Linked DNA regions of Homo sapiens: region 1 is linked to region 2. Evidence: chromatin loops called from intact Hi-C (ENCODE). Cell type or tissue: mammary epithelial cell. All regions are shown on one strand.

The links. A loop is a pair of places that touch in the nucleus more often than their neighbours do. Peaks named below come from ENCODE experiments on the same cell type or tissue, not always from the same donor. Only the 100,000 strongest peaks of a DNase experiment are listed, where the experiment ranks them.
Region 1: a loop joins it to region 2, with 2.4 times the contacts of the local background. A loop is called at or near these places in 2 of 110 quality-filtered maps.

What each region holds. Positions count from the first base shown.
Region 1 is chr22:29,911,715-29,916,714 of GRCh38, reverse strand. The region is part of intron 1 of MTMR3 (myotubularin related protein 3); the gene reads right to left. Among named protein-coding and RNA genes, the nearest start is that of MTMR3, 31 kb to the right of the region's middle. RefSeq lists an enhancer at 3,150-4,132. In mammary epithelial cell, no CTCF peak of the experiment used is centred here; a DNase peak (open chromatin) is centred at 2,394; H3K27ac peaks cover 575 bases.
Region 2 is chr22:29,991,900-29,996,899 of GRCh38, reverse strand. The region is part of intron 7 of MTMR3 (myotubularin related protein 3); the gene reads right to left. Among named protein-coding and RNA genes, the nearest start is that of MIR6818, 13 kb to the left of the region's middle. In mammary epithelial cell, a CTCF peak has its summit at 2,776; DNase peaks (open chromatin) are centred at 2,389, 2,719 and 3,779; H3K27ac peaks cover 3,364 bases.

The DNA.
Region 1 (5,000 bases), 80 kb after region 2:
ATAGCCTTTATCATGCAAACCTTGTATTTATAAAAAGTTAAATTAGTCTTACCATGATGGAGTAACTTGAGACTAGCCCTTCCACCAAAACTACTAAAAAACTGGACAAGATACATGAAACAGCTATTCTTGGATGCTGAACAATAGCACCGAACTGTGATCCCTGAGAGAAGACAAGCAAATTACCTGTGCCTTATGATTGTCAAAGCTTTGTATTTTGAGGCAGTTTCCAGACCCCAGCCAGAAAGGGAGAAACTGAGAATCTAGGGAGGGTGGAAACCCAATCAGAAACTTAAATGTGTCTCCGAAGGCTGAAGCAGCTGTAATTTGTGAGGCACTACTACATCTTTACTAAATTAGCTGCACATGTATTAGGTGAGATTTCACGAGGGTAGGCAAAGAACAACCACTGGGTAACAAGCAACTACTTGGGAACTATAAACACAACTACCAGAGTTTACACAGGCATTCTCCTTCTGACTGATTAAAGAGACCTTACTAAACTCAGGCCATTCAGCTGAAACCTTTATAAACACAGCTCAACTAGCCCGAGGGCAAAGGCTCCTCTACAGGCCCAGATGAACAAAGCTTTAAATAAAAACAAGCCTAACGTTGAATTATGGATTTTCTAACATATCCAAAAGTAAAATGTATGACAATAGCAAAAAGAACAGAAGATAGGAAAATGGAGACATAACGCCATAGGATTCTTATACATTAAGTGGTATATAATTTGAAGGCAGAATGTCGTAAGTTAAAGGTATCTACTATAGAGCAGCCACAGAGAAAAATAGAACAAATAAGTATATCTCCACTAAAAGAGGGGATAAGATGAAATATTACAAAATCTTTCATTCAAAAAATGACAGAAAAGAATAGACGGGATGAATAGAAAACAAATGGCAAAATGGTAGACTGAAACCTAACCATATGGATACTCAAACTCAGAGTAAACCCATCATTTAATAACAACAATTAAAAGGAGACTGTCAGCCGGGCGCAGTGGCTCACACCTGTAATCCCAGCACTTTAGGAGGCCAAGGCGGGTGGATCACCTAAAGTCAGGAGTTTGAGACCAGCTTTGCCAACACAGGGGTAAATATACAAAACATAAAATATACAAAAATTAGCCGGGCATGGTGGCAGGCGCCTGTAATCCCAGCTCCTCAGGAGGCTGAGGCAGGAGAATCACTTGAACCCGGGAGGCTGAGGTTGCAGTGAGCCAAGATGGCATCACTGCACTCCAGCCTGGGTGGCAGAGCGAGACTCCATCTCAATGAATGAACAAATGAATGAATGAAGGAGACCGTCAGCCTAAATAAAAAAGCGAGACCTAACTATGTGCTAATCACAAGAAATGCATTGCAAATATATACACAGACTAAAAGTAAAAGGATGGGAAAAAATTATGCAAATACTGTGGTAATAAAGCTACAAGAGTTATATTCATGTTAAAGTAGCCTGGGGGATGGCAAATATTATCAAAATAAAGTGGGACAAGTCATTATAAAAGAATGAATTTACTGAGAAGACATAACAATCCTAAATATGTATGTACCTAAAAACAGAACTTCAAAATATATGAGACAGAACTGGTAGAACCAAATATTTGTCTTTTCAAAGACACAAAACATTCACCACAATAGACCATATGCCTTACCACAAAACAAATCTCAAATTCTGAAATCCTGAAAAAGACTGAAATCCTATAGAGTATGTTCTCTGACCACAATGGAATTAAATTAGTAACAGTAAAATATCTACAGGAAGTTAAACATCAAACTTTTATAATTCATAGGCCAAAAAAGACATTAAAAGAGAAATTAGAAAATATTCAAACTGAATAGTAGTACACAATATGTCATTTTGTGAGCTGCAACTGAAGCACTGCTCAGAGGAAAACTCAGATATTCACAGTATATACAAAAAGGCAACCCTACACTTACTTCTCTCAGTATTAATTTGAAGTGTTTCACAGACCCAAATGTCAAACAAAGCTATAAACTTCCAGAATAAAATTTAAGAAAATATTAGTGACCTTAGGTTTAGAGACAATTCCTTAGATAGGCTTTTAAAAAGATCATTAACTCAAAAAGAAAAAAAAAATAACTGACTACATAAAGATTAAGTTTTTGCTCTCTGAAAGACACTGTTAAGAATGAAAAGGCAAGCCACAAATTACAAGAACATATTTGCAAAACATGTAATTTACAAAACCTGTTATGAAGGACTCATATTCAGAATACATTATGAACTCACAATAAACAAAAAACAACCTATTTTAATGAGCAAAAGATTTGAACAGACACTTCACCAAAGACATATAAATGGCAAATAAGCACATGAAAAGATAATCATCATTAGTCATCTGGAAATTACAAACTAAAACCATGATGATGTATTGCTACAGACCCACTAGAATGACTTAAGTTAGTAAGAATGACAATACCAAGCATCAACAAGGATTTGGAGCCCTGGAATTCTCATGCATTGCCAGTGGGAATGCAAAATAGGCCGTTACTTTAAAAACTATAAACACACTTACCCTACAATCCTGCAATTTCTACTCCTGGATTTTTAACCAAGAGAAATGAAAATATATGTCCACACAAAGATCTATGTTGCAAATATTCAGAGGAGATTTATTCGTAATAGCCAAAAACTGGGCCGGGCGTGGTGGCTCATGCCTGTAATCCCAGCACTTTGGGAGGTTGAGGTGGGCGGATCACGAGCTCAAGAGATCAGACCAACCCGGCTAACAAGGTGAAACTCCGTCTCTACTAAAAATACAAAAAATTAGCCGAGTGCGGTGGCATGAGCCTGTAGTCCCAGCTCCTCAGCAGGCTGAGGCAGGAGAATAGCTTTAACCCAGGAGGCGGAGGTTGCAGTTAGCCGAGATCTCGCCACCGCACTCCAGCCTGGGCGACAGAGCGAGACTCCGTCTCAAATAAATAAATAAATAAACCCAAAACCTGGAAAAAAAAAAAACCCCAATATCCATTAACTAGTAAATAAAGGAATTGTGGAATATCCATACAATGGACTACTACTTAGCAATTAAATGGAACAACTACTGCTTTTAACAATATGAATGATTCTCAAAGCATTATACTAAAATGAAAGAGGACAGGCACAAAATAGTATATCCTGTATGATTTCATTTATATTACATCCTAGAAAAAAGGCAAAATTTGTGCAAATTATACCTCTCTAAGGCTGATTTTTTAACCATGTGGCAGCAAAAAGAGTCAAAGGTATACATATGTGCTCTGGTTAAGACCAGTATTTTCCCTAAATCTTAGTTACAGAAGGCTCTGAGAAGTTAATGACTTGCCCCAAATTAGTAACCAGTGGAAACATGTTTTGGGATATAGATCACTTTACTGTAAATATAAACTTGGAATGTACGCTTTAGGAATGATTAAGAAGATCTGTATAACTAAGACCCTTTGTTTCTGTTTTTGTTTTGAGATGGGAGTCTCGCTGTTACCCAGGCTAGAGTGCAGTGGTGCAATCATGGCTCACTGCTGTCTTGATGTCCTGGGCTCAAGCAACTCTCCTACCTCAGCTTCCTGAGTAGCTGGGACTATAGGTGAGCACCACCACAGCTGGATAATAATTATTATTATTATTTTGTAGAGGGGGTCTTGCAATGTTGCCCAGGCTGGTCTCAAACTCCAGGCCTCACAAGTGATTCTCTCGCCTCGGCTTCCCAGAATGCTGGGATTACAGGTGTAAGCCACTGTGCCTGGCTGACTAAGACCCTTTCGATGGAGCTCCAGAACTATGTTTAACTCACAGTTAAGTATTAAAGGAAGTTTCAATTTACATAGGCAAGCCAGCTAAAACAGTTCAGGCCAAGAGTTGGATGATGTAGCACAGACATCTCAAATACTTAGCTTACCACAATCTTGGCCAATGGTCAAGTTTATTTTGGGACTGGAATATTTAAAAGTCCTTCATATTCTCTGCAGCTCCTACACATTGATCCTATTAAGGCCTTCCAATTCTGAATCTTTTAGGTACTCACCTTTCATTCTCACCTAATGCATTACCTCCAGGCAAATGGGGTGGTAAAGAAGAACTGGACTTTGAAAGGCAACATAATGACAACAGCTTATTAAAAAGCAAGACAAGGCCAGGTTTGGTGGCCCATGCCTGCAATCCTCCTAGCACTTTGGGAGGCTGACACAGGAGGATCGCTTGAGTTCTAGATAAGCCTGGGCAACATAGCGAGAACCCATCTCTACTAAAAATTTTAAAATTAGCCAGGCATGGTAGCGCACACCTGTAATCCCAGCTACTTGGGAGGCAGGAGGATCCTTTGAGCCCAGGAGTTTGAGGCAGCAGTGTGCTATGATCATGCCACTGCACTCCAGCCTGGGTGACAAAGCGAGACTTTGTCATTCATTTCTTCATTCATTCATTCATAAACATAAATAAATAATAAAAAGACAGGAAAACTGATCTTAATACCTAATTAGCCACATCAACTTTAACCTTAGCATAAAAAAAACAAATTAAGACTTTTCTTCATCTCTACCATCAACTCATTTTGCAGAAGTCTAACATTTAATCCACAAGTGGGCAATCCATGAAACCTAAAGCAATTACTACAAGTTCACTAATGCTTACTATACATACCTCACCTCTTCATTTCCTCTTGTCTGACTTTTCACCGAGTTTTTCTCCCCTCTCTTTCTGACCCTTTTATATGTTTATCATAGCTACTTTGTAAGAAAACAATAAAGAGGATATTTATGCCTAATCAGTGAAAAGTACTGACTTTATATCTTTGCTATTGTACTTATTATGGTGATAAGCTCTTTAAGGGAAACTTCTACACTGTATAGGCATAAATAATGGGAAAGGAATACTGATTAATTCTATACCCATTATGAACACTTTTCCCTCTAAGCCATTGAAAAATGGAAGATACTTTACTATTTTCACTCCACTGATCCTGAATATTATCTCATATATAAACTGAGTGTACCTAT
Region 2 (5,000 bases):
TGCAAAAATTAAGTTGTGGTGGTCCATGCCTATAGTCCCAGCTACTTGAGAGGCTGAGGTGGGAGGATCACCTGAACCTAGGGAAGTTGAGGCTGCAGTGAGCCATCATCACACCATTGCACTCCAGCCTGGGCAACAGAGTGAGACCCTGTCTCAAAAAAAGGGGAAAAAAACAAAACAAAACGAACAAAAAAAACAGACAAGGAGTCTTTAATTCATAATCCCAATCTAAAAGCTGCAAAACTGTGGCAAATTCCAAGTTCATTAAGAGATTTTTTCCCCCGACTCTGGGATATAGCTCCAAGTCTTTGCAAAAGCTGTAAGTATTTCATTAATGATTTATTTTTTTTGTGCTTTTCTTGAACTGTACATTAATGATCTTTTACATTAACACCTCTATCTCAGGATAAAACACATAGATACCCTTAAAGGATCTTGTGATTTAAAAATAACCACTGGCAAAATAATAACAGTAACAATCACTATCACTAGCAATTTACTTCATAGAACCATTTCCCCAAAGAAGGACTTAGAACCACCATCCAGAGCACAACATTCTGAGCTATACGCAGAAATATATACTGACTAGCAGGTATAGAAAATCTGTTATTTCGAGTTCTTTGGGAATGGGAATGAGTTTTAATTATTTTTATATCCTCTAAGGCAGTGACTTCATAAACTCTGAAACTGACCATCACAACCCACAATAAGAATTATGTTTTACAACACAATACAACAAACATGTTTTAATTTATTCAGTTTTTGAGAGACCGGGTTTTCCCTCTGTTGCCTAAGCTGGATTTGAACTCCTAAACTCAAACAATCTTCCCACCTCAGCCTCTTGAATAGCTAGGACTATAGGTAGACACTGTGCCCAGCTAATACAACATACATTATTTTTTTGAAAGCATTTCACAAAACAATACCCACTCTTAATATGTGTGTGACACAATTTGATATTTTCTATTCCATTTCTTTAAAATTAGATTTCATGACCCACTACTGGATCATAACCTATTTGAAAACCACATCATTACATACATCAGGAATTCAACCAGCTTTTGCAAATTGTGTGAGATGTTCACTCACGTTTACTTAGCCAGAAAAATAAACACAAACAGATCTATTGCTGGATTCCCCTTAAAAATCTCCATCTCAGAATTCTCAGGTCTCAATCAATTCAACATTAAATACATTGTGATATCCCAACTTTCTTTAAATACTGGGGCTATAAGGTTTTTGTTTGGCTTTATATTTCCATTTCAACCCTTCCTATCTGCCTTTGTCCCTTTTCAGCATTTAGTGTTTCTTATAATAAAAATAATACAGTCCAGCAATTTTCACTTTAGTGGAAATGAAAACTTTCTTTTTAAAAGCAATGAAGTTCCCTAACTCCCTCTATCACAAACACAGTGTCAATCAGCAATCTAAAAAATTTTCCCCCAAAAGTCTAGCTCCCTGGCTGATCCTGAGTAGTCAAGCCCACAATTACACACAGCTTAAAAGGCCTGGGACAGAAGGGACAGGCCTTTACCTGGCAGGTGAGGAAGCAGACCAATACCAGAGTCAGAGAAGGTAAGAACTACCTCTTAGCAGATTTTCAAATACGGAGAAAGGAATTATGCTTTTCTATGTACAAAGGTCACAGTAAATCCTCTAGATGCAACTTCCTGGACTGCATTCAAACCCGGAAGACAGATAAATAGGCAGCTTCACAGCAGTGTTAAGACCCAGAGTCATATGCTAGTCGTGGATAAACAAGATGGGCTTAAGGGACATTTCACATGAGAGAGGTTAGAGAGGTAGGCCTGATGCTACTAAACTGGCAGCTAAGCTGCCCAGTCATCTGTCAGGCCTCCAGATTAACACTCTAGTACAGAGCCATCACCAACAAGTCAATTGCAATGAGGAGCAGGAAGTTAAGGACATGGGAGAGAAGCTTTTAGCTTTCAGTCCACTTTTTTAGAGTTTGAGGGGCTAAGAGAAGGGTCAAGAATTTGGCAAAGGCTTCTGCAGGTTTCACAGGTAAACTCCAACAGCAATGTTGAAACTTCTTCCAAAGCTGATTAAGCCTTAGAGCTGTGACCACAGTACAGCCGGCTTAACTATGACCGGTTCAACAGCCAGAAACTAAGATTTATATGAATACTAAGACAATTATGTAATTTTCTCATTTCTCTCCTCTCTGATACATTCTACTTCTAGCAGGCTAGGTAGAGAAGACTCCATAAAAGGCTTTATTAACTGCTATAAGATTAAACTAACTTCCACCCCTCAGAGTCTACACTTGTGATATCATGTACTGGGGCAGATTATAAAAAGGCATGACTTTGAAATATCCCAAGTGTTGTCTCATCCTAAAGATGACTTATAAGTATGTGGTTGTCTGGTATGCTAATATTTGATGAGTAATGCTATATACACCGCCACTGCTCAACAACATGAGGTAATGACAAAAGAAACAGGTTGACTGGATGTCCTCGAGGTGTTTTTTTTTTTTTTTTTTTGGTTTGTTTTTAATTAAAACCAAGTTTTTCCTTTGTACTCCACAGCGAATATACATAAAAGGCAAAAGCCATACATACACATACATTCAACCAAGTCACTGAAATACAAGATTCCATGCTGAGTGGTGGCAGGTTAACATCAATGTGGACTGTGTATACTGGGAAGAAACAAAATGCAACCCTTACTCATAATCTCTAGCCAAACAGTTATGATTGCATTACCTTGTAGTTGCATAATTTCCAAAGTGTTTTCATAAGCATGGCACATAGGGGGCACTTAAACATTTACTGAATTGAACTCTGCAGCATTAACAGATTTGATCTTCAGGATACCTGGATCAGCCTGGGCAGGAAGAGCATGAATGTCCCACTTTAAAGCACAAAGGAAACTAAAGCACAGAGAGCATAAATTCTTTGCCCAGTGTTCTTTTTTTCAACTAAATCGTAGAATACGCATTTAAATTCAGGTTTCCTAATTCCTAAGTCAGTACTTTACCCCTCACATGCCCTTGCATCACAAACCTACGAAAAGACAGAGAACACTGTAGATATCTTTATGTCCTGATGGCCAAAGAATACCAGATATCATCAGGAAGGGGAAGGGTCTGGGGACCAAAGTCATCCCACCTCAGGGCAGAGCCACCCATAATTAAAAGACTAGACTGAGGTACCTCTCAGGAATATCCTAAGAGTTTGCTGAAATCTAAAAGAAACTCAAATTATCAAGGGACTAAAAAAGCTCTCCTAAAAAGATAAGGACTTTTCAGTCTGTGGTTGTGAGAGAACAGGATAGGAGAAAGCAAATCTTGCTGAGTAAATGCTGGCAACCCAAAATTAGGGAATACCTCTTGGAGTCAGGGGTCTTGGAGTCAGGGGTCTTAAACAAATTAAAGTTCTTATATAACATAATGCAGTAGGATGCACTCATTAAGTTCATTATCCTAGGAGATGGTAGAAACTAAAAATTTAATAAAGAAGATGCAATGGTTAAAAACTCAGAAACTGTACATGTAAGATTTGTACACATCACTGTTTGTAAACTTTCTCTTTAAGAAAAACCCCCAAATTTGAAAAGAGCCATAAAAAATGAAAAAATGTATTTAAAATGTGATGGCATTTCAATAAAGAAAAAAAATAGATGTAACAATCGGAGTGAAGTGAGAGACAGTTTAAGCACATTCTCATAAACTTCCAAGGTTGGTGTGGTCTCTCGTAGGTGACAGGATTCTGCTAGCCTGGACACGCCTGTGAGAAGCTGGGATTCTGAGGCTTTCCCTGAGGCTCCAAGAGGGCAGGTGCTTTTGTTTTTCAAACTCTGTATCCACAGCATCCACCATGGTCAGGTCTGAATAACTGAGAACTGGTTTTAAGTCCTAGTTCTGTCGTCAGTGACTAGCACTGGGACTTGACAACAGGCTTTTTACCTCTGAGCCTCCATTTCTTTGGCTCCCAAAACAGACACCAACCTATCTTGCCTGTTTGACAAGGTCATGAGGATCAAACAAAAGTATTTATCAAAGCATTGTTAAACATAAGATAATGCTAATGCTACAAGCATTTTAATAGAACAAGAATGTGAACCAAAAGCTTCAATTAGTCATGGGGCCAGAGAACAAAGTAACAAAAGCATAGCAAGATTAGCCTCAAATGTTTAAAATGACCCAGGGCAGACTTATAAGATTGAAGATTCAGGATTAAAATTTCAGGTTTCTAGAAAAAAGTCCCAAGAGTAAACTTTACTTGAAGGAGGCTTACAACTTTTCACTGCACAGAAATTTAAGACTTCACTTTGAAACCTGACACACTAAAAGTCAGTGTTGGACCAGCAAAGTTTTATGACCACATAAAGTTTACAAGAAACTACATGCAGAGAAATAACATGGTCAAAGCCATTTCTGACGGAGAATGACAGTGAGGGGGACAAAGACTATAGAGGAGTCAGGAAGCCTGGGTTCCAGAACAGGCTCAGCATCTCTTTTTGGTTTTTTTGGGGGGGAGGGGGTCACATGTTAAAACCTATAATCTAGGCCAGGAGCTGTGGCTCACGCCTATAAATCCAAGCACTCCGGGTGGCCAAGGCGGGCGTATCACCTGAGACCAGCCTGACCAACATGGAGAAACCCCGTCTCTACTAAAAATAAAAAATTAGCCGGGCATGGTGGCGCATGCCTGTAATCCCAGCTACACAGGAGGCTGAGGCAGGGGAATTGCTTGAACCCAAGAGGCGGAGGTTGCAGTGGTCCGAGATTGAGCCATTGCACTCCAGCCTGGGCAACAAGAGCGAAACTCCGTCTCAAAAAAAACAAAAAACAAACCCCACTATCTATTTGTTCTTGATAGGAACCTGGCCTCTCACCAATTAACTCCTATTCAACTTTCAAAGCTGATTCAAAAGCCACTTTAAATGTGAAGTCTTCCCACACATGTATACAAAACTCATGGCTCCTTTCTATCAGGCTTCCATACTATTCATAAAACCTTATTATAGTTGAG